Linked DNA regions of Homo sapiens: regions 1 and 3 are each linked to region 2. Evidence: chromatin loops called from intact Hi-C (ENCODE). Cell type or tissue: dorsolateral prefrontal cortex. All regions are shown on one strand.

Region 1 (8,000 bases), 150 kb before region 2:
TGGAGCCCGCTGGGGGAGGCTGTCGGCGGGGTCTGGGGAAAGGCAGGGCCCCTCCTCTCTGAGCATCAGCTGCAACGAGGAGGACGCTCACTTAGGTCACAGCGGTGAGCGCGGATAAAGGGAAGCAACACTCAGTGAACTGCGGACGGCGTCCAGGTGCCAGGCACGGGGCGCCTCTGGCAATTCACGGATGGGTTCGGTCGGGTCTGCGGCAGCGCCTGCACCAGCCACGAGGTGGCAGCCACGCCGGAGCCGGGACTCTGCGCCGCGGGCTCCCCGCAGCAGCTGGGCGGCCGGTCCCCAAGTCCCAGGCCCGAGGGCTGAGACGACTCTGGCGCCACCTCGGGCGCGTCTGACCATCGGTTCTTCACCCGTCTCCCCTCCACCCCCACAGCCCCGCGTACCTTCGTGCAGACCCCCGTGGTGGCGTCGCAGAGGGTGAGGATGGACACGTTCTGCGCCCGGTTCAGCCAGGTCACGGCGACCTTGGTGCTGGTGGCCCACTTCACCATGGTGATGTAGTACTCCCTGGAAACGCCAAACACAGCATGAGCAGCTTGGCAGGACCCCCGCACGACAGAAGCCAGGGGACCGCCGACCCCAGCCCTGGACACGACACGGGAGCCGGGGGCCGGAGCCAGTGGTGACACAGCCAGCCTGCGAGCTTCTGAAATCTGGCTTATAAAGAATCTGCACTGGCGCGGGACTCTGAGGGGCCGCCCAGTCATTACCTCTTGCTAAATAAACCCAAAGACACTGGGAGTTGCATGTCACTGCGTGTGGCTGCCCTGGGGGTGAGGGGTGTGGGGGCTGCTCCGTGGGTTTTGAGGTCTCGTCTCTCCAGCTGATGCCTTGACTTTCACACCGCAGTACCAGGCAAACGCACAACTAACCACCTGACCGGGCAGCGAGGGGTCCGGGGAGGCGGGACAGAGAAAGAACCGGAAAAGGGCTGGCGGGAGGCCCCAGAGAGCGACACAGGGTGAGAAGCATCCCAGCCTGGGCTGTTGAAGGCTCCATTCTCTAATTCCTCCTCCTTAAAGATAAAATACCCAGGGACACTCTCTAGCTAATTAGGGAAATTGGTTCATGGCTCTGGGCTTCAGGCGAACTTGGTTTGATATCTTAAGGGTCATGCGCCTGATTCTGCCCAAACCTGAAACTACCACAGGCTCTGTGCGGCTCTCTACTTAGCCCGAGGGGTACCGGGGCTTCTGGGAATTCATCCAGTCACCCAGAGCCCTCCAAAAACCAGATTAAAAAAATACAATTTTACATTTAAGAGGAAGAAGAAAGTGTTGAGAAAATTAATGCCCCAAAAAGACCATCCCCAGGTGAATCCCAGAATGTTCTAGAAGCCAGCTAATGCGCGTTCAATCATTCACCCCTTCTCTATCTATAATGAGATCTACTGTTCAGAATGATTACTTTGTGGTCTTACAAGATCTTTTATCACTAAAGACAGCAGTACATTCACTAGACAATTCCTGGCGAGCCAGAGAGCGACCTCACTACACTTAATAATTATTTTAACAGAAACGACTATAGCCAGATGCCTTGGCTGGAGCCTCAGTTAACCAGGAGATTCCAGTGCCACATCTCCCCCATTTCCCACAATTAAAACTTGTTAATCAAGGTTCTTAATAACTTGACCTAAATCAGGACCATGTGGCAAACAGAAGGAACAGCGGCAAGCAGGTGAGGGCCTAAGACAGGCGGCTGCTGGCGCATGGCCAGGAGGGGAGGTCTGCAGCTGCCCACTGTGGTCATGGGGAGTTCCTGAGGACTGGGGTGGTGAGGAGGTACATAACCCGTGAACACAGGAGGGGCGCTCAGCTGTAATCCAGCTCTCGTGCCTTTCAACCTGCTCCATTTCTGTGATGTCTGAAACATGGTTGCTTTTCTTCCCACCATCTGCTCCCCATACTGGCCCGTCCTAGAGCCTGGCCTGCCCCAGAACCTGGCTTGCATGTCCACAGGGACCATGCCCTCCCCCCTGCTCTCCATCCTGGCCCTGGCACTGACAGGTGGCACATCCTGCCAGCAACATTCTACAAAGGTCCTGCTTTGCTGTTTCATGGCCCAAAGGCAGGGACAGGCATTTATAATGATGGGATTTGGTCATTATTTACAATCATAAGAAAAAAATATATGTCACTTTTGTCCTTAAATATAATTCAACGTCTCTGCCTAGCCCTTGCTTTACATAGAACACTTTTATTTTTTAATGATGTTGTAACTGGTCTTTGAGTCCACACTGGAGGACGCTGAAGCGTGTGCAGGGAAACTGCCATTTATAAAACCATCAGATCTCATGAGAACTTATTCCCTACCATGGGACGTGTGTGAGAGCCACATGGGGCCTGTGGTTGCAAGATTCCATGTCCACAATGGGGGCAGTGGCGAAGCCACAGGGTACCCTGCACTTACTCTCTCAGCAAACACATTTCGTCTGCATGCAATCAAGAAAGAAAATGTAAGGTCTCCCGGAATGACTATTTTTTCCCTCTATGTCCTTCATGCTAATTAGGAAGAATGCTGCTTTTGTTCTCAATTGTTGGAAACATTCATTCATCCTATGCTTCTTTCTGCTTTTTATAGTGTTCTTTTGTACAAATAATCTTCATCTAGGCCAAATATGACTACACACTATTCTTAGTTTTTCTATTTCTTAATTTGGAAGTGAAATGTTATAAATGAAAATGAGATGGATGCAAACTTTCTCTTGATGCCTCCAGAACAAATCGTGCTGGAAATGTCACTAGGCTGAGTGCCACTGGATGGAACCAGGGGGCTGGGGTGTGCAGCATCAACAGCAGTGACATGGCCCGCGGAGTCACAGTACTGTTCCTGCTTAAAGCTCTTGGCCACAAAACGTGGACACACAGGGACAAGCCTGCTTCATGGCTTTAGAAGGAGGCAAGGATGTGTTACTCTGGTGTGGTTTGTTATTTTCTAGAAGTAGCCACCACACTGTTTCTTTACTCAGAGCCTGATATGGTTTGGCCATGTCCCCCCGGCAAATCTCACCTTGAATTGTAATAATCCCCACATGTCAAGGGCGGGGCCAGGTGTAGACAATTGAATCATGCGGGTGGTTTCCCCCATGCTGTTCCCATGGTAGGGAATAAGTTCTCACGAGATCTGATGGTTTTATAAATGGCAGTCTCCCTGCACACGCTCTCTTGCCTGCCACCAGGTAAGACACCCCTTTGCCCTTCTTTCGTCTTCCACCATGATTGTGAGGCCTCCCCAGCCATGTAGAACTGAGTCTATGAAACCTCTCTCTTTCTAAATTACCCAGTCTCAGGTAGGTCTTTATTTTATTTATTTATTTTTATTTTTATTTTTTTGAGACAGAGTCTCACTCTATTCCCCAGGCTGGAGTGCAGTGGCACAATATCTTGGCTCACTGCAACCTGTACCTCCCAGGTTCAAGCGATTCTCATGCCTCAGCCTCCCAAGTAGTTGGGATTACAGATGTCTGCCACCATGCCTGGCTAATTTTTGTGTTTTTAGTAGAGATGGGGTTTCACCATGTTGGCCAGGCTGGTCTCAAGTTCCTGACCTCAAGTAATCTGCCAGCCTCGGCCTCCCAAAGTGCTGGGACTACAGGCATGGACCACCGTGCCCAGCCTCAAGTATGTGTTTATTAGCAGTGTGAGAACTGACTAATACAGAGCCCCAAGTAAAATGACCAGTTACATAAAGTGAGTGCTAGATCATCTCTTTTTTCCCTCCCTCCCTCCCCTCCCCTCCCTCCCTCCTTCCTTTCCTCTCCCTCCCTCCCTCCCTCCTTTCCTCCCTTCTCTTAGTTTGTAATATGAGGCTGTTGCACTGAGGAAAAATATAATTGTACTAAAAATTAGGACAGTTAAATGTGGACCCACTCTGCCTCGTGGCTCATCCCTGGGTTGAGGGGCAGAATGTGGCTCACCTCAGAGGCCTGAGAAAGCCTTGGTTCTACAATTAATTCTATACGGTGCTTCAACCCTCAGTTTCTTCATTTGTGTAATATGAATTTTTAAAGCCTGGTGGCACCCTTAGAGATGTTATGGTGATGAAATACAGTGTGAAATATTTTTAAAAACCCAAAACAATAAACACTATTAATGGAATTTATAAAGATTATATAATAAGATTTCTTTTTACATACATGCATCCATAAGGGCTCCACCTCTATGTAAGGAAGCCGTGATTCTCACATTTTGGGCAGTTCTTTGCCTCTTCTAATCCTGTTGCCATTTATCATAAAGCTTTTGGGCCCCTTGTGCCGACTTGCCCTGAGAGCTTGATGTTGCCTCATGACCCGCATAGCAACATCTCATCTCTAGTCAACATTTCCTAAGTCCATGAGTTGCATCAGTGACTATACCTGGTGCCAAATACACTTGATTTTTTATGTTTTTTAGACGGAGTCTCGCTCTGTTGCCCAGGCTGGAGTGCAGTGGTGTGATCTCAGCTCACTGCAACCTCCGCCTCCTGGGTTCAAGTGATTCTCATGCCTCCGCCTACCAAATAGCTGGGATTACAGGTGCCTGCTACCATGCCCGGCTAATTTTTGTATTTTTAGTAGAGACGGGGTTTCACCATGTTACCCAGGCTGGTCTTGAACTCCTGGCCTCAAGTGATCCACCTGCCTTGGCCTCCCAAAGTGCTGGGATGACAAGCATGAACCACTGTGCCTGGCCCCAAATACATTTTAGTTATTTTCTAAAAATCAAGTCGGTGTACGAGGGTGAAGCATCACCACCAACAGGGCAATCTTGAAGGCGTTCTAGCAGCTTTCTGGGGACAAGGTAGGCACCTTGCGAGGCAGCGACGCTTTGGACAAAGGGACATTCTTTTGCTCTATAAGGTTTGTAGTCACACTTTTGCTGCTGGAAGGGAAAATAAAACATTTACTTGCTCACAAACAGCACACCATACACCACATCGAGTGTGGACTCTCCAGACAGAGGTCTCCAGCAAGCAGTGGTGCCTGGCCGGCAGAGGGAGACCTTTACTAACTTTGTGTTATCATGTCTAAAGAGACACACAGAAATGATGAAAAGTCACAATGCCATTAGAAATGAATGTTGAAAATCTCTAACTGCAACACAGATGGCACTGGTGAAACCAGACAAGGTCTTGCCCAGTTTCTTCCCTGTAGGGAACAGGGCAGCCCCAGCCATGAGAACGCAGAAGGAAAAGGTTTTTCTCTTCCCCACTGTACTATTCTTCCCTCAGAAATGCTGGGCTCACACCAGCCACAGATTTGGAAAGTCAAACCTTTGCTAAATGGGTGTTAAGGAAGATTGTAATTTTCCATGTGTACTAATTTACATAGAATGTCAAAGAAAAATTCTTAAGAAGGTAGAAAAAAAAATGTCAACTCAGCCCAGACGATCCATGCCAGATGCACATGGGTTAGACTGTCTTCCAGATTTACACCGGAGAAGAGCTCAGTAGCACCTAAAAAGTCAGAACACAGAGTCAAAGGTGACTCTCACCCTTTGTCTGTGGCCAGGTATCAGGTGTGGGAGGCATTCTCCTTCCTGAGGTGCGGAACTGTGAGGGTCAAATGGTGCAGAATAAAGGAAAGGGAAGTCACACTAAAAATAAAGAGAACAGAATTCTAAAAGTCCAAGATAAGATCAAAAAGGGAGATGAGGGGGCTGCAAGGAAACTAAAACTAAAATTAGAAAAATTTGGGTCAGGAAAATTGAGGAAAATGTGGGAGGTTCTCCCACAAGGCAGAGGAAGGTGACATGGAGGTGTAAAGAAGAAGATGAGCCTTCCTACCGGCTGGGAAGAGCAGTGCTTCTACAGAGAAACCAGAGTGGCTACAGACACGATAACCAAAGACAAAGAGGACGAAACTTCTGTGTAGGAAAAAAGACCCGAATGTGAAGACTAAAAGGGATTTCCCACATTCCAGGGAAAATAATGAAACATCTAAATATGTTGTGCTAGAACCTTTGAGTTATGGGAAAACCGAAATTCCACAATAATCTAGTAATAAGGAAATAAGTTTTGACAAAGGATCAAAATTTAGGCTGATCTGAAGCTTCTCCTCCTTTCTGTCTATTGCTAATACTTAATGTTTAATATTTCAATGTGTTTTTTTAACAACCAATATATTTTTGTATTAAAGTGTATCTTCTACTTTTTTTTTTTTTTTGAGGCAGAGTCTCACTCTGTCACCCAGGCTAGAGTGCAGTGGCACGATCTCAGCTCACTGCAACCTCCACTTCCTGGGTTCAAGCGATTGTCCTGCCTCAGTCTCCCGAATAGCTGAGATTACAGGTGTGCGCCACCACGCCCGGCTTATTTTTGTATTTTTAGTAGAGAGGGGGTTTCGCCTTGTTGGCCAAGTTGGCCTCAAACTCCTGACTTCAACTGATCCGCCAGCCTCAGCCTCCCAAAGTGCTGGGATTACAGGGGTGAGCCACTGTGCCCGGCCTTATCTTTTACTTGAATATATTCTACACTGACTTATGAAGGCAACTCAAAATTAATGGCTCAAAATTAAAAACTCAACATGTAAAAAAAAGTAATCTCTAAAATCAGTTCATCCATAGCTAGTTCTAAACTACTATCAATTTGATGATAAATTCAAATTAAGTGATAAAAATAATATAAAGAAATACTGGGCAAATAGTTTGTAGGATCATAAGCATTTAGTAAATTGCAAAAAGAAGGCTAAAAACAAAACATAGCAGCATTACACATGATGAAATGGAAGGATATTATTTAGAAAAAAGGAATAGAAACACCTATGTTTCTGGAATAAGAGAAAAGACATGGTAAAGTTTTCAAAATGGTGATCAGTTTGGAAAGAACTGAATTTATTATATTTAACCTTCATAATGGCAGAGACCATACCCACCTTATTCATTTGTACATTTTTTAGCACCTTACATAGGGCTTCACACATGGTAAATACTTAATATTGGTTAAAGAAATGAATTTAATTTTAATAGCAAACCAATGAATTTCTTTTCAGTAGAGAGTCAAATAAAATAATTCTGAAGTTCGCATATAAGAAGAAATAGATAGGTGGTTTTAAAAAGGAAGCATAGGGACAGGGGATTTATTTTTTAAAGTTGCTAATAATAAGCGTATTTCTGGAACCACCTGACATCTGACTGAGGCAACCATCAGTAGTGGACAGGCACCTTTAATGCACACTGGTTTGTATGATAATTTTACATTTAATAAAGATGTCATTCCAAATCAGTAGGGAAAGGAAGACTTCCACAATCGATGGTGTTGGGAAAATGGCTTAATCATTTTTTTAAAAAAACCCAAATAAATGAAGAACAAATATACATTTCCAGAAAAGAAATCTCAAAGGATAATTTATCAAATTTCTCACAGTAGTTACCTACGGGTAGTGTGATGTGCAATGACAAGGGATTATTATTTTCCATACTGCATAGGTTACTTTTTAAACAAGAAGATGGTTATTAAGAAAACACTGGAAGTCTCCAACTTAAGTTAGTAGATTTATCACATTAGTTTGTTTTCCCTCCAGAAACCTAATTGCAATGATAATAAAGAAATAAAATATATGTACAATAATAAAGACAACAGGGGAGGGCTGAGAGATTTCATGTTTCTGGAAGACAGAAAGTAGATAGAAGGGTCATGAGGGATGAGTCAGGCTGGAGGGCACAGCAACCTGGACACTTGCAGAGCTGAAACCTCAGAGAGAATCATGGGGACTCAGAGCTCCAGGTAAAGCATCGTATGAGACTCAGAAATGCAGTTCAAACAGGAGGAACGATTGAAAGTATATGGATGAAACGGTGATAAGTGAAAAGAAAACACACACATAGATATATTATTTCAAAATTCAAAAAGCTTTTGGAAAGAAAAAAGGTGATTTGCAGAGGAACAATTATCAGAAGTCTATTCTCACACTGCTGTAAAGAACTGCCTGAGACTGGGTAATTTATAAAGGAAAGAAATTTAATTGACTCACAGTTCTGCAGGGCTGCAGAGGCCTCAGGAAA
Region 2 (8,000 bases):
TGGAGTAAGTGTGCCCAGAGGAGCAAAGGAACTGTTTCATGACTACACAAGTAGAAACGAAGACTGGGGATTTACGCCCAGATCTCCTTGACTCTAAAGTCCACATTTTTTGGTGATGGTTACTAGAAGTCTGGATTTCAGCAGGAGGGAGGGATAGAAGGAGGACAGGAGGGGAAGGGAGAAGGGGAGGGAGAAATGGCTGAGACCAAGTCTTACAGGCAGATGTATGAGTTGTTCACAGTTCTGAAAATCCATAAAACCAAGTAACAGGCCGGGCGCAGTGGCTCACGCCTGTAATCCCAGCACTTTGGGAGGCCGAGGCGGGCGGGTCACGAGGTCAGGAGATCGAGACCATCCTGGCTAACACGGTGAAACCCCGTCTCTACTAAAAATACAAAAAATTAGCCGGGCGTGGTGGTGGGCGCCTGTAGTCCCAGCTACTACTCCGGAGGCTGAGGCAGAAGAATGGTGTGAACCTGGGAGGCGGAGCTTGCAGTGAGCAGAGATCACACCACTGCACTCCAGCCTGGGCGACAGAGCAATACTTCCTCTCAAAAAAAAAAAAAAAAAAACCAACAAATAAACAAAACAAAAAAAGCAAGTAACAGTGGAATTCTCCCCTCTTCAATGCCATGGTACAGACACATAAAATGCCATTTTATTGGGAGGCCAAGGCGGGTGGATTGCCTGAGCTCAGGAGTTCGAGACTACCCTGAGCAAGACAGTGAAACGTCGTATCTACTAAAATGCAAAAGAAATTAGCCAGGCATGGCGGTGTGCACCTGCAGTCACACCTACTCAGGAGGCTGCGGTAGAAGAATTGCTTGAACCTGGGAGGTGGAGGGTGAAGTGAGCCGAGATCGCGCCACTGCACTTCAACCTGGTGACAGAGCCAGACTCTGTATCTTAAAAAAAAAAAAAAAAAAAGCCATTTTAAGATTTCTTCTGCATTTTTGCTTCACACTGGTGCTTCCCCAGTTTACACACACAATCCTAGTTCTGTAACTTCCGGCAGCTGTGAAGGTAGCTTGCTCTGCACAGCCAAAGCCTATCTCCGTGTGTGCAGCAGCCAGGCCCTGGAGACTCACACACAGGAAGAAAGGGCTGGAAAGGAATGCACTAACCAACATGGGTGCTGAGAATTCTCATCGCTGCCCTCCTGAACTCACTACCTACAGACCACTCATGGTAGAGAGACCTCTCAGGATGGCACCAGGCTCAACTCACAAGGAGCCCAGGCTGCCACAGATTTAATTAGAGGGACATGGAATATAAACACTTGAAATCTGTCTTCATTTTCCAAGAGAACACCAGCTACTCATAATCACAATTAGTGTGGTTTCTACATTGGCTGAGCTCCCGACCCACCATTCCAACCTGGCTGCTAATTGAATCCAGAATTTTGATCTTCCTTTTTCTTCAGTGTATGCTATACATAAGCACAAAACTAATCTGCGCCTACTGTTTTCATCACATTCCTCTTCTGCTCCAAAAGGTTGCTATGTTCTTATTGTAAAGACCAATACTACTGGGTTTTAAACACTGAGTATTTCAGTTGTCTGCACTCTAGGTACCTCCTAAAGCCTACCTAACCCTATGCCTACCCATGCTGAGTCCCACGTGAACACTCCAGCAGCAGCCTGGCAGGGCACCTCATTAATTCTAGGAAGTGTTGGCTCATGCAAAGGTCAAGTTCATTTCATGTTTTACCCTGCCTGGAGTATCTCCCTCCTGTCATCTATTAAAAAGTAAAGAAACAAACAAACAAAAACTCAGCTATCAGGCTCACTTCAAGTCAAACTTCCTTCTTGAGACTGTTTATGATGGTGACACCTTCAACCCTCCCCTCCTTCTTTGGTGGGTAGTGTTAAAAATCCTCACTTCACGCCTGTAATCCCAGCACTTCGGGAGGCCGAGGTGGGCAGATCACGAGGTCAGGAGATCGAGACCATCCTAGCTAACACGGTGAAACCCCGTCTCTACTAAAAATACAAAAAATTAGCCAGGAGTGGTGGTGGGTGCCTGTAGTCCCAGCTACTCAGGAGGCTGAGGCAGGAGAATTGCTTGAACCTGGGGGGCGGAGGTTGCAGTGAGCTGAGATCGTATCACTGCACTTCAGCCTGGGCAACAGAGTGAGACTCTGTCTCAAAAAAAAAAAAAAAAAAAGAAATTACTCACTTAACAGACTTTATAACATTTTATTATATAAGTCTGTATCTTTCCTTTGCAACAAGATTTTTAATTTCTTAAGGATAGCAACCATGCTTTCATTGCTCCAGACAGTATTTCAATAAGTATTTGCTGACACAGTATCTTTTCTGCTTCCATTGGAGGCAAAACAAGAATGCTGGAAAGTTAATTGCAGAAGGTCAGAATGAGATGATATAAAAAAAATTATTGAGTATTGAGAATTGTAGACAGTTGAGGCCATAGATACTTCTTTTAAGAGGGAAATTAAAATTACAAAGACATTATAATTACCTGAGTGTCATGAAACAAGCCTCAGCTTAGAAAAATTATTAAAGAGAATTGTATGATTTTAGGATTATATTATTCCTTCATTTGTAACAGAAAAGATTTTCAAGATGGCTAGAAACTAAAGTCTGATAATATTTAATTATAAGACTACAAATATATATTGGGTACATACTACAATATTAACTAATCACTCACTAGATGCAAAATTCTTTGCTGGGTGTTTTGCATATATCATTCCACTTAATTCTTTTTTTGAGATGGAGTCTCGCTCTCCCACCCAGGCTGGAGTGCAGTGGCACAATCTCAGCTCACTGCAACCTCCGACTCCCAGGTTTAAGTGATTCTTGTGCCTCAGCCTCACTAAGCCCGGCCAAGTTTTGTATTTTTAGTAGACATGGGGTTTCACCATGTTGGCCAGGCTGGTCTCGAACTCAAGTGATCCACCCACATCAGCCTCCCACAGTGCTGGGATTACAGGCGTGAGCCACCACACCCAGCCATTCCATTTAATTCTTCTAACAAGCCTATGAGGTGGGCACTAATTTTTTTGTTTTGTTTTGTTTTTTGAGATGGAGTCTTGCTTTGTCTCCCAGGCTGGAGTGCAATGGTACAATCTCAGCTCACTGCAACCTCCGCCTCTTGGGTTCAAACGATTCTCCTGCCTCAGCCTCCTGAGTAGCTGGGATTACAGGTACCCGCCACCATGCCCAGCTAATTTTGTATTTTTAGTAGAGATGGGGTTTTGCAACAGGCCAGGCTGGTCTCAAACTCCTGACCTCAGGTGATCCACCTGCTTCGGCCTCCCAAAGTGCTGGGATTACAGGCATGAGCCACCATGCCAGGCCAAAGTGGGCACTATTATTATGATCTTCTTATATGGATCCTAAGACCTATGGAAGTAGAACAACTCTCAAGGTCACACAACCAGAAGTCAGCAGCACGATGGGTTCAAGTTCAGGTCTATGTGGCTGCAGGGTCTAAGTCACTGCCTGGCATGATGCTATTAGGCTGGCACTGGGCACTGTACATTCTCGACCTAGATATCTACTTCCCAAATAAACAGAATGCTCCTCTGGATCTCAGTCTATAAACTTAGAGAGCAGTTCCAGGTAGAAGGAAGTGATGTCTCAGTTTCCTATTTCCACAGATACAGAATATGGCTTTAAAAAGTCAACTACAATTCTAAAGGAACACAATTTTTTCACAGTTTTGTTTGGTGCCTGAAAATTACGAGTAGGTAAGCAAAGTTAGAGCAACAATATCCACAGAACATGGCCAGTCACGTAAAAAAATGCCTTTGAACACCCAGCAGTTTCTATTCTATTACAGTTCTGAGTTTGCCAGACCCCTAATTGCCAACATTACATAATAAAGTGATAGGACCAATTTTTCTTCAAATTGATTTCGGTTATAGAAAAAAGTCCATATGTCTTTCAGAACAATCCTATTGGATATGAGACTACATTTTAGAAATATATTATTACTATTATTAAAAGTGTGTATTATGTATATGTGTGTGTATAGATAGATAGAAAGCTAGGTAGATAGATAATAGACATAAATATAGATAATTTTGCCTTTGGCTTTAGACCCTAAAAAATATAAAGACAAAACTAATTCTAGAAAAAGAAGTCATGCCAGGAAAATGTCATGCAGTAGCCAAGTCTACAAAAATACTTATATGGAAACACCTAACAGATCCTTGACTCCACCATGGAAGATTCCTTATTTTATTAAAATTCTGATATAAAAACTTCTAGTGAAATGCTTTATGTTAAAAATAACTAGCTTTAGTTCCGCTAAAATATAGATTTGTTGTAAAAGGCATATGTCCTTTTAGGATACAATTTAAGAATACAATTTTTGGAAGCTTGGTATGTCAAAGTCAAACAAACCTACCCTTAGGTAATAGATTTTTGATTATATCAAAATTCAGCTGTCTTGGGAGTCTCATTGCAACTCCCACCTTCCACACAGAAAGAACTCTACCTGGCCCCAGCTATAGAGGTCACAGCCATCGGAGGAAGGAAGCTAACAGCGGGGACTGGGGAGTGAGAGGGGGATGGGAAAGGGGTAGTCCGTCCTGAAACTCTTTTGCCATTTGCCAAAAGGAAGGACAACAGAAATCAGAGGGCATGAGAACATTAATTAGACCATTTTCTCTGGCTGGTTGCAAAGACTGAAGCTAAGAAAAAAAAATCAAGCTATAAATGACAAAACCATCCTGAAGATTGCACGGCCTCTGGCTTTAATTTAGAGGGAGGAGCGAGGAAAGGAAAGATGAGAATTAGTGAAAAAGGTACAGATATGTGTTTTCTAAATTAAGAAAATCTCTTAGTTTTCTTCTACATGAATAATGTATATTCAAATATTTTAGTAGGGACATTTTTATTTTTAAAAGACAATTGTGCTTTCCTCCCTATCCAAAACCCACCTAGATCCTCAGACTTAGAGCTCCGGGCTGTGTTCTTTTTCTGCCACCTGGTGGAGCACGCACACCGGTGACAGTGATGACCAAGGGGTCACGAAGCTCCAGGCCTACGGAGATACCGCTCAGAGATCCACTGTCTCATTAAGACAAATAAGACTCTGACAATATTTGCAATGAATTAATTGGCTAATTTCTCATCAATGGCCTTATGACAAAGAGGAAGAATTGAGCAGGTTGAGCAACGCCGCTTCAGGGGCGCTGTGTTCAGTGACATGGTGACAGGGTGGGACACTGACTTTGGCACCCCCAGAGGTTGTTTTCCAATAAATGTACTTGCTACATCTTTCAATCCTATAAGAACCCTAGGAAGAGAAAGTAGTATGTCACTAAAAAATCTCATCTTTATAGCTATCACGTTTGTTCTCTGCATTGTGACCTTTGAATTAATCCCAATTGTTGTTTTTGTTTTTGTTTGACAGAGTCTCACTCTGTCACCTAGGCTGGAGTGCAGTGGTGCAATCTCAGCTCACTGCAACCTCTAGCCTCCCAGGTTCAAGCGATTCTCCTGCCTCAGCCTCCTGAGTAGCTGGGACTAGAGGTGTGCACCACCATGCCTGGCTAATTTTTGTATTTTTAGTAGAGATGGGGTTTCACCATGTTGGCTAGGCTGGTCTCAAACTCCTGACCTCAAGTGATCTGCCCACCTTGGCCTCCCGGAGTGTTGGGATTACAGGTGTGAGCCACGAGTTTTTTTACTAGCATGGGATTTCGAGTCAGCCTGACTTACGCTGAGACTCAAGCATACAGTAGCTAGGAGGTGAGGGGAAGGTGATGACCTCTTGGAGCTCTCACTTAAAATGGAAATAAGGATGCTTTTCTTGCAGGTTGTTGAACAGGGATAAAGGTATATGAAAGCTAACCAATAAACCAGGGGCATTATTCTTGCTCTGATTCCATTAAAGACACCAGAAGCAGCTCCCTCCGTGTTGGGGTCATCTATAAGGCAGATCATCACCAGGCTCCAGGTATCTAAGTGCAGAAGCCGAGCCTTCAACACAGACTATCATGGCCTGAGCTTTGCTAGCTTGTTCAGCAAACTCCTGTGCCAAGTTCCTAGAATCTGTTTCCTCCAAATGCTGACTGATGCAGTAAAATATTAACACAATACGTTAGGCATCAACTGCTTTTAGAGTTTCGAGTTTTACAAATTGATATAAGATGGAACGAAATATCTATCATCTACAACAAATTCTATTGTTCCCAGAAGGGGCAGATAAATCTCAAGGCATAATTATAGTCCTGCCTGCCATGACCTCTGAAGATATATATCTGCTTGGGAAAGAATGGGATAATTCCTCTTTACTGAAGAATATTTGGGTTTCTATTTAAAACATACTTTTAATGAAAAATTTGTATGAATACTTTATTTTTGCAACTTGGGCCATCTTTGCTTTCTTTGGGCTTCACTTTTCTAATAATCTAACAGAAACTATTGGTCACAATTTGCTGAAGATCCACATGCGTCTTCCCTTTGTCTAAAGCCCACATTAAATTAGTTTATTCGAGTTTGTTTTCCAAGGACTTGCCTGTATTCTAAGCTGAGTAGAAAACAGAGAGCAGCAGCTATAAACGCTCATGCTGTGATTAATGCTCACCTATGGAAAAATGCTTTCTAGCCACTCCTGCTGTTAAAATTTGCTTGGGAAATGAGGATGCCTCAACCTAGATATTCACAGGAGCCTACATGACACTATCTGCAGCACAATTCAGTTTCTTTATCAACCTTTCCTGAGCACCTCACCTTTGCAAAGCATGACAGTAGAAACCACAGAAGACAGGAAAGAGAAACATGAGGTGGGGAACAGGAAGGCCAGGAGAAGGGAATGAGAATAGGGGAGGGAAGGAGGAGGGAAGAGGAGACGAAGAAATAATGAAGATAAAACAACAAAAAATTCTCCTCGACAGACTTTCCTAGTTCTGCAACCATTTTTCATCTGTGTCTGACTCAACATGTGGTTTCACCAAACCCTAACCAATGTCTTTTCTGCTCTGGGTTCCAAAGGTGAAGCTGATCAGGCATCTGAGGGTCGTGTGGGGGACGCCTGCCCAGCACTGAAAACTAAACTCGCTCCTGCTCTGGACAATACATTATTGAGAGACCAGATGAGGTTAGCAGTGCAATGTGAGGTCATGAAAGAATGAAGCCGGGGGGCCCAGTCAAAAGCAGGCACTGAAACCCGGCCCTGGGAGCACAGCCAAGCTCAGAAAGGACAATAAAACAAGAACAACACGCCGCTGAAACCCCCTCGGAGTGATGGGTAGAGCAGCACTAATACCACTTGCCCAACCCATTCCCAATGCACTGCTGAATGTCTGACCAGAGTAGTTTACCGTAATCCCATAGATATGTTCCAGATTTGTCTCTGATGACATGTGGTGGGCTGAGAGAGGCTTCTATTCTGCTAGTGTGGGTATAACCAGGAACCCTCGTGGGAGGCCAAGGGCCACCTCACCTTGCCTGAGAGGAGGCTGCAGGTGATTACAAAGCAGAGGGGAATGTCCGGCTCTGAAGAACCTCCAGGGTCAACTGCAGGAACCAGCACAGGAAGAGGGCAGAGTTGCTCTAGGAAGGGGGCTTCACAAATGGGGAAGTGAGTGGACTCAAGTGACCCCCTGACATCCTTAGTGTCATTATCTAGGGAGAGTCCCAGAGGTGCCACGATACCAGCACCCTTGGCTGTGAGAACTGGAACGCCATTTCCCGCCCTAAGGGTTAAACAGCTCGTCCATGTTCTACCCTTCACTTTGCCCTGCATATTTCTAATTAAAAGAAAGAAAAGAACACTCTTACCCATGAGGAATTTTGCTCAGGACGTAATATCCAGTATACGAGTGTTGATATATCTGCAACAGACAAAAAGGAAAAAAGGTAGGCATTGAGACAAAGGCTGTTACGATGATATTTTTCAAATCACTGTGAATCCTAACAAACATCAGTGAACCAAAAGCAGCTAATCCCAACACCTGGAGACAAAGTCTTTTATTTACTTAGGAAGTCAATTTGCATATCCTGTTTATTTTATTTTCAGCA
Region 3 (8,000 bases), 100 kb before region 2:
GAAGTGGTAGAGGATCTTAGGCACTTATTCAGAGGCAGAAAAAGTGTTCTATTTTTTTTTTCTAACATATGGGTGTTTTCTAAGAGCAACAACACTAGGAGTCAGCTACACTTCGCGAGTGCCTAGTAAGTGACTAGCAATGCTAGACTAACACAGTATGGCGATTCGCACAATGACCCCACAAGGTCGATGCTGCTAGTTCCATCTTACAGAGGAGGAAACTGAGGTCTGACAGGTGAATCAATTTGCTTGAGTTCATACAACCAGTAAATGGTGGAGGTAGAATTGTGAAGCCAGGGGTGTTAGACTTCAGAGCTCTCTCAGTTTCCACACTACCCCATTTCACTGGGCAAATCATTTCGCTTCTCAGAGCCTCTGTACAATTGCAGGTTTGCAACCTTCTAAGAGCCTATGTTTTTTAGATCCAGCTTTGAAGTAAAGCAGTACAAGGCAGACAGCATTGGAATGCAAATGAAAATAAATTAAGTGGTACAGGGCCAATTAAAAACCAGCTCTTCAATGAAACACTGTGGTGAGATGAACTCTTCCCTTAAACGGAGCAGACTGGATAGGGAGATGCTACTGCTGAAGGGTGATTACTCAGAGTGAGCTCATGAGGTCTCCATGTTATTTTCTGAAAACCAGGATTTTCTTTCCCTTTCATGCTGCCTTCCTCCAATGTTTTTATTCCTGGATGATCCTGCATGATTGTAACTGATATTATCAGCTACGAATGGTCCCCTCAGCCCTGGGAATAAGCAGGAGGTAAAAGACATAATTCCAGTTATAGGGTGCTTATACTTGAGTTAGAGAAGAGCTTGAACGACTTATTTTCTATCCTCTTAGGGAGTTCATTTCCAAGATACAGACAGTATATTTTGGTCGTGTGTTGTAGGATCAGATGCTTCCTTGGTTCTCTCAATGAATCTTCTGTTTGTTTTTGTGAAATAGTTGGCAGGAAATCTCAGCTTCTTTTTATAGTGAAAAGCAGCAGTCACAGTGAATACTCTTTTGCCAAAATCTAAACAGCATAGGGAAGTTGAAAATTGAGTGAACCATTGCTGTGATCTCTTTTCTCCTAATGCTTTTTGGGTGATTGTGGTCCAAAGCAAAGATGCAGAAGTAACTCTGGCTGCCAGAATTGCTCTATGAACAAAATAATCCCAGATAGAAATTTCTAGAAGCTTAAGAAGCATTTGCTGGTACTTCTGGTGGGGATTTCCAAAACAGAATGGTACAATCAAGCTGGGGGTGAGGGGTGCAGACCTCACGATGGAAGGACTTTGTCAACAAGTCCCCACCTCATTAGGTGTCAAATAGACCAAGGAAGGCCGGCATCATATCAGTGCTGTGTCCTAACCTCAGCATGGAGCTCCCCTCTTCTTATATGGCAGGGCTTTCATATCTTGGTCAAAGGATCAGAGGAGGCCCTGGGGACTATGCGGGAAATCCTAAATCTTCTAAGTAGACAGTCTTTTTGTGCTTTTTCCAGGTTGTGTCTTTGGAACTCAGAGGCCCAATGACATGTCTCCCCACAAAGAGAAGACCCAGCTCAGCCATGTCCCCTTTCTGAAATCCTGGAATGTTGTCTGGCTTCTCTTGAAGACTCATGTATACCCTGAACTTAGTCTTTCTACAGTCTTCTTTTTTCTTCTTTCCTTGATAAATGAGGCAGGACCAACAATATTCATAACCAATCAACACCCTAGCTTTGATGCCAATGCTATATGCCCTGCTATGGCCTGGCTTCCTGTCCCCTCCAAACTTCGTGTTGAAATTTGATCCCCAATGTTGGAGGTGGGGTCTAGTGGGAGGTGTGTGGGTCATGGGAGGTGGGGTCTAGTGGGAGGTGTGTGGGTCATGGGGGTGGATTTTTCATGAAAAGGTTAATGGCCTCCCCCAAGGGTGAGTGAGTTCTCGCTTGATTTCACTCCTGTGAGGGCGGGCTGTTATAAAAGAGCCTGGCACCTCCTAAACACCCTGTTGCTTTCTCTCTCACTATGTGATCTCTGTACAACCAGCTCCACTTCATCTTCTGCCATGAGTAGAAGCAGCCTGAGGCCTCACCAGAAGCTAAGCAGGTGCTGGTGCATGTGTCTTGCACAGGCTATAGAACCCTGAGGCAAATAAACTCTTCTTTTTATAAATTGCCCAGTTTCAGGTATTCCTTTATGGCAACACAAAACAGACTAAGACACACCCTGTGTCCATTGAGCATTCTAGCCTCTAATGAGATGGGAAGGCCGGGTGTTACTAAGCCTGGTACATTTTTTTTCTATCTAGTTAATAAATATTTACTGAATGCTAGATACTCTGGCAATTCTATTGTAATCTTCCTAGTGACTGTGGATCTGCTTACATTATTTGTTATAAAGGAGAATTTTGAGGCTCAGAGATGTTGACAACTGGCTCTAGGTCACTGGGACGTGCGGAGCCTTGACTTGACTCCAGGTGTGATGTTGAGCCCACTCCACTATGGAGACCTCCAGGATGAGGAGACCAAGCCATTTTCTCAGGATCACAGGACAGGAGAGGGCAGATCCTGGTGAGTCTCCTGATTCCTGCTCCTTTGCTCCTTCCACTACACTGCTGGACCTGGCAGACCAGAGAACAAGACTGCAGTTAATTTTCCATGTTAAACCTCATGCAGTCTGGCAGCCCAGGCTATAGCCCAGCATTTGGGAAATCCATCTGCCTGAGTAATATCAGTATTGCAGATTGTCATCTTTTAATGAGGCAAGATACATATCAAAACAGAATGCAGGCAGCAAGGTCGCGTTTCGGATCATCCTAAATAACACAGCCCCCTGGATTCTGACTGTGAGTGAGTGCCTGGCTGTGCTCCCTGGGCTCCCTGGACCCCTACTGCTGTAGATATTTGAGAAAAATCAAAGCACCCTGAGAAATCTGGGTCCCGGGAAATTGCAAAAGACATAAATAACATGCCTGATAGATCTGTGCTCCGAAATACGTGGCCTCATTCTAAATACAGAAAATCTTATTTATTCCTGCTTGCATCTGTTGCCTTTTTCCTGCCACTAAATATTTTATCCAAGGTGCCGAGAGCAGAATTAAATGGGGGGTTAAAAAAGAAATCAGCGAACATCAAGCCAGAAGGCAAATGGAGCTTTTACCTTGCAAGGCTCGCAGCCTCCTTCACTAATCAGAGCTGTGTTATTTGCATATCACACACTGCGAATCCCCTCATTATCATCAGAGATCTGCAAATTCCCACAAATCAACACCGTGGGGGGCCCAGGGAGGAGGATCGGCTCCCCGAACATGCCTCGGCTGGCCGCCAGGTGGCAGTGTCCCTTCCCGTTCCTTTAGTGGGGAAGAGATGAAGTTTGGGTTTTGACTTTCTATTCCATTGCCTTGATCGCTCAGATTTTCATTCTAGCTTTACTGGCTGCTGACGTGTGGCTTCTCCAAGTGCTCTGAGAGATCAATTCCCCAGTCTTCCTTTCTTCTATACTGGGGGGCGGGTGTGGTGAGAGACAATAAATGCTTCTCTCTGTGGCTGGAGAAATTTAAGTAGGAAAGCTTGGAGAAGCTGCTTTTGAGGGGTGGGAGGCCCAGGCTTAGGCAGGTCCAGTTAACCCATTACACAGGACGCACCGGGAGGATCCAGGATGTGTGGACAACTGGCTGCAAATCCACCTCTGCACCAAGGCCGCTCAGCTGCACGCCATGGGACACAGGGCCGCTTGTCACCATCCCACATAAGGACGGGACAGCAGACCCTTGAACAATATAGGTTTGAACTGCGTGGGTCGACTTATGTGCAGATTTTTTCAACCAAATACATATGGAAAGTACAGTATTTGAGGGATGTGAAATCCCTGTATATGGAGGACTGACTTTTCATATACCTGGGTCCTCAGGGCTGACTGGGACTGGAGTATGTTTGAATTTTGGTAACTCAGGGGTCCTGGAACCAATCCCCTGCGTATATACCCCTTCATATACCTGGGTCCTCAGGGCTGACTGGGACTGGAGTATGTTTGAATTTTGGTAATGCAGGGGTCCTGGAACCAATCCCCTGCGTATATACCAAGGGGCACAGGACCTTTAAACTTCAGCAACAGCAAAAACGACAGCAAAAACAGCAGCAGCACTGATGGCTAATCACCTCTAGCCCTGGCAGACTTTTGTTAAAGCAGGCATTTGAGCAGCTTAACGAAAATTCAGCCTTCTTTCTTTCTCTCACTTCACCACACACTCCGCTCCGACTTTCTCTCTTTCCTAACACCCCAAATGACTAAGCATTATGTGCTTTGGAAAATCGCAGTGCACAAAACTCCATTCTTTTCTCCTGTCCTTGCACCATCTGAATCAGAGGCAGCACAGGCTCATTAGGCTGGAAAGGCAATCTCTCCGGCAGCCTGAAAGGGCCCTTTTACATAGTTTTCAATTCATCTTTCAGCTTTATTTTCCCTTAATGATGGTTTTTCCAGACTCAGTTAAATGCTACCTTGAAACAAAAGGAAGTACTCTATCTAAAGGCCCAGCAGGTGGAAAGAGAAGCCACATCCAAAATGCGCTGGAGATAAAAGAGCTGAGCCCGAGAGATGAGATCAATGGAAAAAACCTCACCTGATGGAAGACTTCAGCTTCAGCCTGTATTTCTGCAAATTCCCACCAAAATCATATAACTGTTTCTTTCCCTTTTATTTCTGGCTTTATCTTCTTTTAATGTGTATGACCATCAAAGGATGGTACGTTATGCTCCCTGAAGAGTCAAAGAACATCTTCCTTTGACTTAGCAGTAAAGGGGAATTTCTGGCTTGCTAAACATTTTGGGGGAGGAGGGACTGGCTCTTAAGGTCTGCCCTTTGCCCGTAAGTCCCAGAGGCTCTTGAGATCCCAAATACCCTTACAGGGCCTCCTAAACACCAAGGCAGCTGGGAGAGGCCACCGTTCCCTGACTGGAGGGACTGCCTGGCCCATGCCCGCCTTCTTTGTCCTGGCATAGAACATTCATCAGAGATGCCAGCGGAGGCCAGAAACTCCCAGTGGCACGATGAGACAGTGGGACAACCACAGATTTTTCTAATGATCAACTTTTTCCCTGAGCTATTTTGCGTCTCCTCCATATCAGGAAATGCTCACATTAGGTCACTTCTTACAGAATCTCAAATCCGAAATGTCGTAAAACAAAAACTGGAGAAAAGATTGGGAGCTATGATCTGGTCCTATCTCCAGAGAAGGAAATTTGGATTTTAGGAATGAACTCTTGAGTTAATGCATTAATGGTTGTTTGGTTTTCTAATTTTCATGTTTCTGCAGTTTTAAATCAGAAGATACCATTCTGCCAAAAGTGTCTAAATGTGTGAAAGATTTGTGCCATGTAATTAGGATGTGGTTCAATACCATCTTGCAGGATATACACTTTGTGAAGGCAGGTCCAGATCTTAAAGCATCTCTGTCTCCCTTGGAGGACCTGGTAGAGGGCTTCGGTGCAGAATAAATGCATGAATCCCACTCGAATAATGGAAGGAAGGAGCTGCTTCCTGCAGGTGGTCTTGGCCTCCATCGGACTGACTGTGTATCAGTTCCTCAAGGGAAGGGTCCCTGTCTTGGACCTCCTTCATCTCCTTCCCTCCCTGCCTCCCTTTCTTCCTCTTTTTCAGGTACCCCGTTGGGTGGGGCACTGCAATCCATAGTGACTCATCCAATCTGGGCGCCCAGAAGGGGCTCGAAATAGGATTCCCTAGTAAATGAGGACTGTGTGGGCCACTGTCAGGTGTTGGAATATCTTCTTGAAGAGATGAATTTTGCTACATGTAAATTTCTTCTATCTCTGCCATGTTTCTGGAGACACAGATGCAGGACACTGGGATGTGGGAGCCACATGGCGGTGGGTGAGGTTTCACCTTTCTGGATGGAGAGAAGGGAGGTAAGACTGTGAGCATGAGCATCTGAGTGGACCCATAAAAGAAGTGGATAATAATGAGGGTGGTGAGCAGAGAAAGAGCTGATCTGAAATCCTTCAGCTGGCCTGGCTGCCTTGTCCTTAGGGTTGGATAGCACCTAAGACCTCCACAAAGTGACACCTACAGGAAGTATCCTAGCTGGGCTCTTCCTTGGTTAACATTCATTAAAAATCCCAATACTTTATAGGCATGGTGTCCACACAGCTGGCCTTTTAAATAAAATAATCCAGGTGCCAGACATATTTATTCCTGCAAAAAGAAGAAGGTGCTGGCTGGCTCGCTTTCTTCCATGAAGAGCTGAAAGGTGCTCTCTTCTTTGGGTGTTTCTGAGGCTCAGGTGCCCATTTCCATCGACTGGATGGAGCTTGGCCTTGCGCTGAATGCACGGATGTGCTGGGGAGGGGCTAATCGTAGGCCTGAGTGGCCAGCATGCAGAGGCTTCACCCTTCCTGGGTTCTGCCAGGTTGCCTGGGCTCTGGGACTTGACTCAGGGTGCCCAGAATCATGAGCTTGTATGGCTGCAGATGATAGGTCTGCATGTCCAGTCTCCCACTCGGTGCAATGATCACTTCAGATAACCCAGACAGAAGAGCATGACCTTCCCAGGACAGCCTCTGCCATTGCTTGAAGGCTGGGGAAGAGCAACTGACCTGAAATCTGACTCCTCGCATCCTCTTCCACTCTGGTCCTAACGCACAGAACGAGTGACGAAGGGTATGTCCTCTCCACGCCTGCAAGTGCAGGGAGCTCTGACGTGGAGGTGAGCTATCTTTGCATTCCCTTACACCTTCCCAAAGATAACCCATAGTAAAGAGAAAAGTTATGCCAATAATGCAAATTTTATAGAAAGAAAAAAATGGGGAGTAAAGGAGACAGAAGACTGATTCCTTTAGGGCAGATAGGTTTCACGTGGGGATAAGGAGAAGGTTTATCAGAATCATCTAATAAAGGTTCTCCCAGTACGCAAATGTCCTGTGTGTGGGGGTGACGAAAGGGGAGAGGAAGGGGACAAAAAGGCCGAGATACCCACGTGCCCAGCCCCCACCATTGCAACTGAGGAGCATTGCTCCCGTATGTTTACTAAGTAAAACCGAGAATTGTTAACTATTTCCTTGTGAAGTTATCTGGCATGGACACAGACTTCATACCATCAACGCTGTGTGCTTATGGCACTGATAATTAAACATGAAAAGGGTTAGAGACGGAAAGGAGTTTAGCATTATCTGGTCCACCCTAGTGATGCTTCCAGAACAAGAAAAAGACACTGAGGCCCAAAAAGGTTAGAATACAGGTTTAGTGAGCAAAAGAGCTAAGTCTAGTTCCAGCTTCTGAGTATCAAATGAAACTCTTTTAAGTACATATTGTCTTGTTGCCTATCTTCCTTCTGGCATTTGCAGCTTGCATTTTAGTAAAACTCTCAATAATAGGGCAAATGGTCTAATGTCCTTAGGTGACTTAAGAAGACGGAAAAAAAAAAAAAAGAAATTAGAGTTCCCAAGGGTGTCAAATATCTCAACCTCAAATACATAAGTTTCATTAGGGCGCTATAAAAAAAGGTAAAAGTGTGTTTGTCCTAATCTCACAATGAAATGCATAATTTGAAAGATAGAAAAATATAGTCACTGAACATCCTAAGATATTTGTCACGATCTCTCAGGAGTAGGTCATTAATTGTAAGGACATTTCTCAAGACCAATGAGAATTCTTCCTGTACCTTTAGAGAACATTCTCCCTTTAGATTTATTACTGATTTTTCACAAGACCAGCTAGATCACCTCTTCATGTTGAATTAAAATACTCAATAGCCTTCCTAAAATATTAACAAAGCTTCTACTGGATTTTCAAATGTGGATTCAGCTTTGGTTCTGAGAACTAGAGGTTTGCGGTTAACCTGTTTCAGTGCCACACAGCCACGCTGAAGCCGCCCCCACTGTCCTCTGGGACACTGGGGTTTCTCCCATGCAGTTTGAGGGCTGTGCATTGGGAACTGCATTCATCACTTCACAGGCTCCAAGGAGATGCCAAGAAGGAAGGGAGCTTATTGCAAGGTGCCTTATTGCAAGG

What was found. A loop is a pair of places that touch in the nucleus more often than their neighbours do. Peaks named below come from ENCODE experiments on the same cell type or tissue, not always from the same donor. Only the 100,000 strongest peaks of a DNase experiment are listed, where the experiment ranks them.
Region 1: it touches region 2 in a loop (7-fold over the local background); 5 of 110 quality-filtered maps call a loop at or near these places.
Region 3: it touches region 2 in a loop (2.2-fold over the local background); 6 of 110 quality-filtered maps call a loop at or near these places.

The regions. Positions count from the first base shown.
Region 1 is chr7:154,786,607-154,794,606 of GRCh38, reverse strand. It overlaps DPP6 (dipeptidyl peptidase like 6), which reads right to left. Exons shown (of 26, transcript NM_130797.4): 11 at 405-528. Among named protein-coding and RNA genes, the nearest start is that of PAXIP1-AS2, 140 kb to the left of the region's middle. In dorsolateral prefrontal cortex, CTCF peaks have their summits at 230 (motif pointing right), 4,790 and 4,992 (motif pointing right); DNase peaks (open chromatin) are centred at 2,806 and 4,986; H3K27ac peaks cover 5,038 bases.
Region 2 is chr7:154,637,634-154,645,633 of GRCh38, reverse strand. DPP6 (dipeptidyl peptidase like 6) reads right to left here. Exons shown (of 26, transcript NM_130797.4): 6 at 7,761-7,813. Among named protein-coding and RNA genes, the nearest start is that of PAXIP1-AS2, 290 kb to the left of the region's middle. In dorsolateral prefrontal cortex, a CTCF peak has its summit at 4,964 (motif pointing left); a DNase peak (open chromatin) is centred at 4,973.
Region 3 is chr7:154,739,716-154,747,715 of GRCh38, reverse strand. The region is part of intron 8 of DPP6 (dipeptidyl peptidase like 6); the gene reads right to left. Among named protein-coding and RNA genes, the nearest start is that of PAXIP1-AS2, 180 kb to the left of the region's middle. In dorsolateral prefrontal cortex, CTCF peaks have their summits at 879, 3,094 and 3,299 (motif pointing right); a DNase peak (open chromatin) is centred at 3,295; H3K27ac peaks cover 5,863 bases.